Regions from separate parts of the Homo sapiens genome. Here region 1 is linked to region 2. Evidence: read pairs that join two places in POLR2A ChIA-PET (ENCODE). Cell type or tissue: PC-9. All regions are shown on one strand. Links, peaks and the distances in the headings refer to the core of each region. The heading gives the core; the rest is flanking DNA. Region 1 has its middle 270 kb from the start of AEBP2. Region 2 has its middle 58 kb from the start of AEBP2.

What was found. ChIA-PET counts read pairs that join two places held together with the same protein. Peaks named below come from ENCODE experiments on the same cell type or tissue, not always from the same donor. Only the 100,000 strongest peaks of a DNase experiment are listed, where the experiment ranks them.
Region 1: POLR2A ChIA-PET joins it to region 2 with 5 read pairs; 2 of 35 experiments call an interaction of 5 or more read pairs at or near these places.

The regions. Positions count from the first base shown.
Region 1 is chr12:19,708,400-19,712,792 of GRCh38, forward strand. No RefSeq gene overlaps it. Among named protein-coding and RNA genes, the nearest start is that of AEBP2, 270 kb to the left of the region's middle. In PC-9, for the core only: no CTCF peak of the experiment used is centred there; no DNase peak of the experiment used is centred there.
Region 2 is chr12:19,379,616-19,384,008 of GRCh38, forward strand. No RefSeq gene overlaps it. Among named protein-coding and RNA genes, the nearest start is that of AEBP2, 58 kb to the right of the region's middle. RefSeq lists enhancers at 2,446-2,695, 2,726-2,775. In PC-9, for the core only: no CTCF peak of the experiment used is centred there; a DNase peak (open chromatin) is centred at 2,586; H3K27ac peaks cover 1,208 bases.

The DNA of each region.
Region 1 (4,393 bases), core at 232-4,231, 330 kb after region 2:
TCTCTCATTCTGTGAATTGTCCTTTTGCTCTCTTGATAATGTGCTTTGATGCACAAATGTTTTTAATTTTAATCAAGTTTAATTTATCTATTTTTCTTTTGTTATGCTTTTGGGTCCATATTTAAGAAACCATTGCCAAATCCAAGGTTATGAATGTTTACCTCTATGTTTTCTTTTAAGGTTTTTAAAGTTTTAGCTCTTAAACTTAAGTATTTGATCCATTTTGAGTTAATTTTTGTATATGGTGTAGGGGATCTACTTTATTCTTTTGCATGAGGCTTTCCAGTTGTTCCAACGCCACTTCTTGAGGACACAAATTTTGCCCCATTGAATGGACTTGGCACCATTGCCAAAAATCAATAGGCTAGAAGTGGGTTTATTTCTGGACCCCATTGATCTGTATATCTGTCTTGTACTACATTGTCCTGATTACTTTATCTTTGTAGTAAGTTTTGAAATTAAGAAGTGTAAGTCCTCTTTGTTTCACATTTGGATTTTTTTCCCCCACCGATTTAAGAAAATAGTGCGGTAATACCAATTAATGTGAGATCTGCTCTCTTAAATTTTTAAGTGTACAAAACAATATTGTTAATTTTAGGCACAATGTTGTAGATCTCTAGAGCTTATTCGTTTTGCATAACTGAAACTTTGTACCCATTGAATGTCAACTCTGCACACTTACCTTTTTTTTTTTTTTGAAACAGAGTCTCAGTCTGTCACTCAGGCTGGAGTGCAGTGGTGCAATCATAGCTCACTGCAGCCTCAACGGGATCCTCCTGCCTTGGTCTCCTGAGTAGCCAGGACTATGCGCATGCACCACCATGCCCAGCTAAGTTTTATTTTTCAATTTTTTGTATAGATAGGGTCTCACTATGTTGCCCAGGCTGGTTGCAAACTCCTGTTCTCAAGCAATCCTCCCACCTTGGTCTTTCAAAGCATTGGGATTACAGATGTGATCTACTGCACCTGGCCACACTTAGCTTTTAATTGGTGATTTATAACCATCAGCTTTTCATTGCCTTTTTTCTCCAGAGCCTCAATTGTCCCCAGCAATTGCCATCTAATTATATTTTTCTTAGAATTTCTGTTATCCTCAAATTCTCAAAGTCCCAATACATTTCTTTCTATTGGTTTATCATCCTAGTTTAGCACTGGTGCAAGTGACAATTGTATTGTCCACTTTGATACAGCTTTCTTAGAATCCAGTTTCATACATATTCTTTTGACTTCTTCTAGTATGTGTTGGGTAGGTGAGAGGTGTATGGTGGACCTAGAATTATCAGGAATCCACCACCAGTGATGAGGTTTTCATTGCCAGCCAGACGATATTTAAACCCCCATATTCCATCATAGCATCTGCTTTTCTGGAATACTACTGCTACCAACTGAGGCAGACTCTGGAATAGAGATTAGTATGTGGGAGACTTATTAGGGAGTACTTTCAGGGCTAACAACTTTTCTGGAAGGATAGGAAAAAGGACTGGGCAGAAGGAGAAATTAGGCTGTGATTCGGTCTTCACATAGCCTCAGCCAACTTTACAGGGGCTCAGAAGGTGGGATGGCTTTTCAAAGTTGTCCTAAATTGTGATGAAGGGACCATTAGTCTTGTGCACTGACCAGTCATTTTATGGGGCTGTGTTCATGGGCGATGCAGCTATCTTCAGCTGAGGGTAGTTCTTGGAGAGCTGAGGGCTCTCTGCCAGCAGCACTTCTAGCTGCTGGGGAATGTAAACCTTTCAGTCCTGAAGTGGGGATCTGGGTAGCCACCACAGAACCCACTTAATACTTATCCACTAACAAATGTAATTTCAATGATAAGTCTGAGACAGTTACAGACTTTTGCATAATTTTTTCTTATTGATATGAAAGAGGGAGCTAGAGAGGAGGAAGGCGTTAGGCATCGAAGGGAGTATAGGACATCTAACGGGATTGCAGAGAAAGGTAAAGCTGCTGAGAAAGAAGAAACACTTCTCTGATTCCATGAAATGCATCTAGGAATTCAACTGTGAAGAAATGGAGGCAGAAGGCTGTATTATTATTATTACTATTTGTGCTTTGTCCTTCAGGCGCTTAGCAGAGATCTTGTCTAACTTCCAACATAGTGTGACATGGCATGGTTTGTGGAGATTTTTTTAACCTAATTAAAATAACTCTAATTTCAGAAGATTCTTCTTTGAGTTGTCATTTTTTTGGAGTTCACTAATAGTAGCATTTATTTATTGGTGCTGCATGTTTGGTTCACCAGGAAGCATACTCTGAGATGCTGTTAATGTTTCAGGTTGTGCATGAAGGAGTACTCTTAGGATCAAACCTTGGAAGAGAGGTAGAAGCAGCAGGGTTGGCATGGAGAGGGGTCTAGCTGTGATGTAGACCCAGCCCAGCAGTCTTAGCTGATTCCATGGGGAGCTCTGGAGCTAAAAAGGCCTGGCAGGGATGTCTTGCATTGGGCCAACATTTCCAGTCCTTTTAACCCTAATCAGTCATTTGACTGTGGGCTGCCCCTAGAAGGATATGACTTTTAGGGGAGACGGTTCTCTATGGCTGAGACTGAGACAGCCCCAGAAGGGGCTGACAGCAAAAGCTGCACACTCCACAGCTGTGGCCATAGATCTTCCTAGTGACTCTCTCAATGTCACATGGCTCAGAAGTGGTAAGGAATCTAGGATTTCTGACGCCTACTTAAGAGAGTTTCTGTCTTTTACGTGCTGCCTCTCAGCTCATGTGACTACCCAGTGGGACAAGCACCAAGCTTGCCAGTACGTTCTCCAGGACTTGTTCTTGGCAGCAGTGGCTGAGCTATGTGGACTTTATGTGAAAGTAATATTTTTGAAAAACCTCAGGTGGCCTAGGTTTAGCGGAGTAAGTTCCAGGATTGGCTGAGGCAAAGAATTTCTGGCATGGAGTCATTGCTAATTCACTAAGTTCTCTCAGACAATTTATTATAAATCTGAAGGCACGCTGAACTGGCCAGCTTGCTTCCCATTTTTGTTCATTTCCAGGGTGAATACTAAGTTTGGCATCTCACTGGCTCTCTTTGCTGCCTGAGTATGTCAGTCTTGATCTAAAAATAGCCTGAATCCTCCTAGGGTCAATGTGGGTTGACTAGGGTTCAATTTTTCTGGAACCCTGAGGAGGTTGGAGAGGAGGATGAAGGGAATCATGAAGAAGAGAAAGAAGAGATTTTATTTGCGGTAGACATGGATGGCTTTGAGTATTACAAAACAAGAGAAATTGCTTCAGGAAGGCTAGCTTAACATAGAAGAGGTTGTTCATTAACCTTTAAGAAAGCAAAGAATTGTTATGCAGCTGTGTAGGCACAGTAGGAGAGAGACAATGATTGATGGCTGAGGAGATGGCATGGAGGTAAAGCAAAACATGGTCCAGGAGTCAAAAGCTCTGGATTCTAGCTCTTACTCTGCTTCTTAACTAGAATGCACCTTTGGGTCAAAGTCTTCATCTCCCTTGGTTTTAGTATCTCCATGTTTAAAATGGGTCTGATTATGTCAAATTTGCCTTATTCCGTTGATTGTTACAGGGAATAAATGAAGCAATGGATGTAAGTGTGTGAAGTTCCATATAAAAAAGAATGAATTTCTTAGGCCCTTTCATACAAATTCCAGGACTTTGGGCAATTTTTGGGACTCTGTGATACATACAAAACGGATAGTAGAGTTTGGAAGATCATATATCCTGGAGGTTCTAATTATCTTGGTAATGGTAGGAGTCTTGACTTAGCTACTACTTTGGAAGTCCTCTTGATGTTGAGAATTCACTGGGCCCTTATAGGCGGCTTCTGTCTGTCTCGACTCTTAGACAAAATGAAGTTCGTTTGAAGCAACTGAAAGTTCAGGAAATGAGTCAGGATGACTAAGAGTTGCTAGTGGTGCAACATGATGTGGATCCAACAAAAATATATTGTTGGTGTAGAAATTTGTTAAGGTTTGAGGACTAACTCACATTTTGTGAGAACTGAATCAAGTAAAATGATATTTTGAATTAAAATTCTCTACAAATTCCTGATGAAGACTCATGTATGAGGAGACCGTAATATTTAATGGAAGAGATCAGAAACAGGACTCATCTGGTCTATTGTAGTAGTCTTCCAACTCATTTTACTATGTCTAGTTTTTCCTGTTTCAGTTATTCTATATATTCTTAAAAGAGTTAACTTTCTAAATCAGTTTGTGCCATTTTCCCTGCTTACCTCTGTTGCCTTTAGACTAAGGTCTCAGCCTTGCATATACCAGAATCTAGGGCAGGGATCTTGTCTGCTGTGTTCACTGCTGTGGCTGCATTATCTAGCATGATTCCTAGCATATAGTAAGTGCCCAGTAATACTCATTCATTAATTAATAAAGGTTATACATGATTCAGCCTTAATCTATACTTCCAA
Region 2 (4,393 bases), core at 156-4,155:
GAAAAGGGCCAAGTGCGGTGGCTCACGCCTGTAATCCTAGCACTTTGAGAGGCCAAGGTGGGCGGATCACTTGAGGTCAGGAGTTCGAGACCAGCCTGGCCAACATGATGAAACCTCGTCTGTACTAAAACTGCAAAATTTAGGCAGGCATGGTTGGGGGTGCCTGTAATCCTAGCTACTCAGGAGGCTGCAGCAGGAGAATTGCTTGAACCCGGGAGGCGGAGGTTGCAGTGAACCAGGATCATATCACTGCACTCCAGCCTGGGCAATACAGCAAAACTCAGCCTCAAAAAAAAAAAAAAAACAGAAGAAAAGGATGCAAGTTCTGACATACTGTCAGTACTGCCTGTTTTTTTGTTTTTTTTCTGAGATGAAGTTTTGCTCTGTCCCCCAGGCTGGAGTGCAATGGCAAAATCCCAGCTTACTGCAACCTCTGCCTCCAGGGTTCAAGCGACTCCCCTGTCTCAGCCTCCTGAGTAGCTGGTATTACAGGTGCCTGCCCACCGTGCCCAGCTAATTTTTGTATTTTCAGTAGAGATGGGGTTTCATCGTGTCGGCCAGGCTGTTCTCGAACTCCTGACCTCAAGTGATCCGCTTGCCTCGGCCTCCCAAAGTGCTGAAATTACAGGCATCAGCCACCGTGCCTGGCCCAATACTGACTTTTTAAATAAATTGTTACATCAGTCTTTATTTTATTTTATTTTATTTTGAGACAGAGTTTCACTGTTGTTGCCCAGGCTGGAGTGCAATGGTGCAGTCTCAACTCACTGCAACCTCTGCCTCCTGGGTTTAAGTGATTCTCCCGCCTCAGCCTCCTGAGTAGCTGAGAGTACAGGCACCCGCCACCACTCCTGGCTAATTTTTTTGTATTGTTAGTAGAAATGGGCTTTCACTGTGTTGTCCAGGCTGGTCTTGAACTCCTGACCTCAGGTGATCTGCCCACCTCAGCCTCCCAAAGTGCTGGGATTACAGGCATGAGCCACCATACCCAGCCCTATACCTTTTTTAATAGGGGTTTTACATCATTCCTTTTTCTTCTTGAACTTTTATTTTTACTTTATTTCTCTTATACTTTGTCGCAATAAATTATGATATGTTAAATTTAATGACTTTAGTTATTTCTAATTCCATCCATCCATTTCTGTGAAATCTTGTTCCTTGGACATTACAGTCATTCACTTCTCACCACCCTGGAGGATTTTACACCCTGAGGTAAGTATGTTTCAGAGAAGTAAGTTTTTCATGTGTAAAGAAGAACTCATGTGAGGCCGGACCCCATTCACTTCTCACCACCCTGGAGGATTTTACACCCTGAGGTAAGTATGATTCAGAGAAGGAAGGTTTTCATGTGTAAAGAAGAGCTCATGTGGGGCCGGACCAGGTGGCTCATGCTGGTAATCCCAGCACTTTAGGAGGCTGAGGCAGGTGGATCACCTGATGTCAGGAGTTCGAGACCAGCCTGACTAACATGGTAAAACCCCACCTCTACTGAAAATACAAAATTAGCCGGGCGTGGTGGCACATGCCTGTAATCCCAGCTACTCGGGAGGCTGAGGCAGGAGAATCACTTGAACCTGGGAGGTGGAGGTTGCGGTGAGCCGAGATAATGCCATTGCACTTCAGCTCCGTCTCAAAAAAAAAAAAAAAAAAAAACTCATCACAGGACCTCTGGAGCCTTGGGGCAGGAAATCAGAGAGAAGGTAACTAGAGACTGAGTTCAAGAAAATTATGAAAATTCTTCTCGCTCACAAACCCTTGAGATGTTTCTGTGTACTGATTTGAAGAAAGCTGTCCCAGACTATTTGGCCTCTAAAATATTTGTAAGTTTATTGATTTGTGCATACTTCTCACTTTACCCACAACAAGGTTTTGTTTTGTTTTGTTTTTTGAGACGGTTTTGTTCTGTCACCCAGTCTGGAGTGCAGTGGCACCATATTGGCTCACTGCAACCTTTGACTCCCAGGCCCAAGCGATCCTCTTACCTCAGCCTTCCGAGTAGCCGGGACTACAGGCACACGTCACCACAGCTAATTTTCGTACTTCTTGTAGAGATGGGTTTCACCATGTTGCCCAGGCAGGTCTCAAACTCCTGAGCTCAAGCAGCTTCTCACCTCAGCCTCCCAAAGTGCTGGGATTACAGGCATGAGCCACTGTGCCTGGCCCAAAACAGTTTTATATAGATTTAGCATATGGCAGAGAGACTCACTTTTGAGCAACTGTATGAATGTGTAAGGAATAAACTGATTCACTTAATGCAGGAACAAATGATTTTTTTGTTATGCTAAAGTAATTTGGGAGGAGTTTTCCCAGAACTGTTTCTGAAAAATGGATCAAATGCTTCATGGATAGGTTGAAAATAAATGTTTAAAGTGTATGATTGGTATTTTAAAAGCAGAAATTTTAAATGTTTTATTTAGTTTTAAAATTATTTACAGTGAAAAGTCAACCGAAAACAAAGTAAAAGGCTGGGTGAAAGGCATGGAGAAAATATGGCAGGACTAGTTTATGTAATTCAAGCCTGAGACAACACATTTAAGAACAGGAGATAGAACCCCCAGCTATGTCCCGGCGCTCAGTGACTCACCAGCTTACTGGAAAGTCCCTCGAGTCCTCTATTAACTAGATTCAGAAAAGCCTACCCAATCTCTTTGAGTGAAAGCTCACTCATTCCAGCCCTTCCCTAGAAGGAGCTTCACCTTCATTCTTCTGGTGTAGGAAACAGTATAGGCGATTATTCTAGCTTGGCAGGAGGGACCCTCCACCAACTCTGTTGCCAGGAAGCCTGAGTTCCTCCAGAACACCCTGTTGCTGCTATGGGGCCTCATTGTATATTGGGGAGGAGCACAGAGGCTGGTGCTAGGCTACCTGAGTTGGAACTGAGCTCTGCCACTTTTACTGTGTGTTCTCAGGCCAAGGTATTCATCCTTCCTAAACCTAAGTTTTTCCACGAAATTGGTCCGTGTCTTAGTTTGTTTTCTGTTGCTTATAACAGAACACCTAAAATGGTATCTTATAAAGAAAAGGAATATATTTTTTACAGTTCTGGAGACTGAGAAGTCCAAGGTCAAGAGGCCGTGTCTGGCGAGGGCTTTGTTGCTGGTGGGTATGCTACAGAGTCCCAGGGAGGCTCAGGGCATCACACACAATGAGAGGCAGAGCGTGTCACCATGCTGACAAGCTAGCTCAGGCCTGTCTTCCACGTACAAAGCTGACAGTTCTCCAGTGATAACCCATTCATTCATCAACCCACGAATAAATGAATCCCTGGCCTCGAGATGCAGTCATCTCTCTCAAAGGCCCCTGCCACATTGAGAATTAAATTTCGACATGAGTTTTGGAGTGGACTGATACTCAAACCATAACAGCCTACTAAGAGTTATTACACTATATGGTTGTAAAGACTAAATATGTTAACACATCAGGTGTAGAATAGTGCCTAGCAGCATATAAATACTTGCTACCATTAGCTGTTATTCACTAAGGCTAACCTCATCTAACTGTAACTGTTTCTAAGTTTACCAGAGCACTGTTGTTAATCATCTTAGTTAATCAGCATTTAATTTTTATTCATTTATTTATTTATTTATTTAGAGACGGAGTCTTGCTCTGTCACCCAGGCTGGACTGCAGTGGCACAATCTCAGCTCACTGCAAGCTCCACCTCCCGGGTTCACGCCATTCTCCTGCCTCAGCCTCCCAAGTAGCTGGGACTATAGGCGCCCGCCACCACGCCCGGCTAATTTTTTTGTATTTTTAGTAGTGACGGGGTTTCACCATGTTAGCCAGGATGGTCTCGGATCTCCTGACCTCGTGATCCACCTGCCTTGGCCTCCCAAAGTGCTGGGATTACAGGCAGGAGCCACCGCGCCCAGCTGTTAATCAGCATTTTAAAACTGAGTCACATGCCAGGAGCCGTGGCTCACGCCTGTAATCGCAGCACTTTGGGAGGCTGAGGCGGGCAGATCACCTGAGGTCAGGAGTTCGAGACCAGCCTGACCAACATGGCAAAACCCCATTTCTACTAAAAATACAAAATTAGTTGGGCATGGTGGTGGGCACCTGTATTCCCAGCTACTTGGGAGTCTGAGGCAGGAGAATTGCTTGAACCCGGGAGGCGGAGGTTGTGGTGAGCCGAGATCGCGCCATTGCACTCCAGCCTGGGCAACAAGAGCAAAACTCCGTCTCAAAAGACAAACAAAACTGGTCACAATTTAGAATGCATCAGACTCACCAGAAGGGCCTTTTAAAACTTTGCTATTGCTGGGCCTCGTCCCTAAAATAACTTATTCAGTCAGTCTGGAGGGAGATCCAAGAATTTGCTTTCTAATAAATTCCCAGGTAATACTAATGCTGATAGTCCAACATCACTTTGAGGTCTAGTCACTTTGAGAACT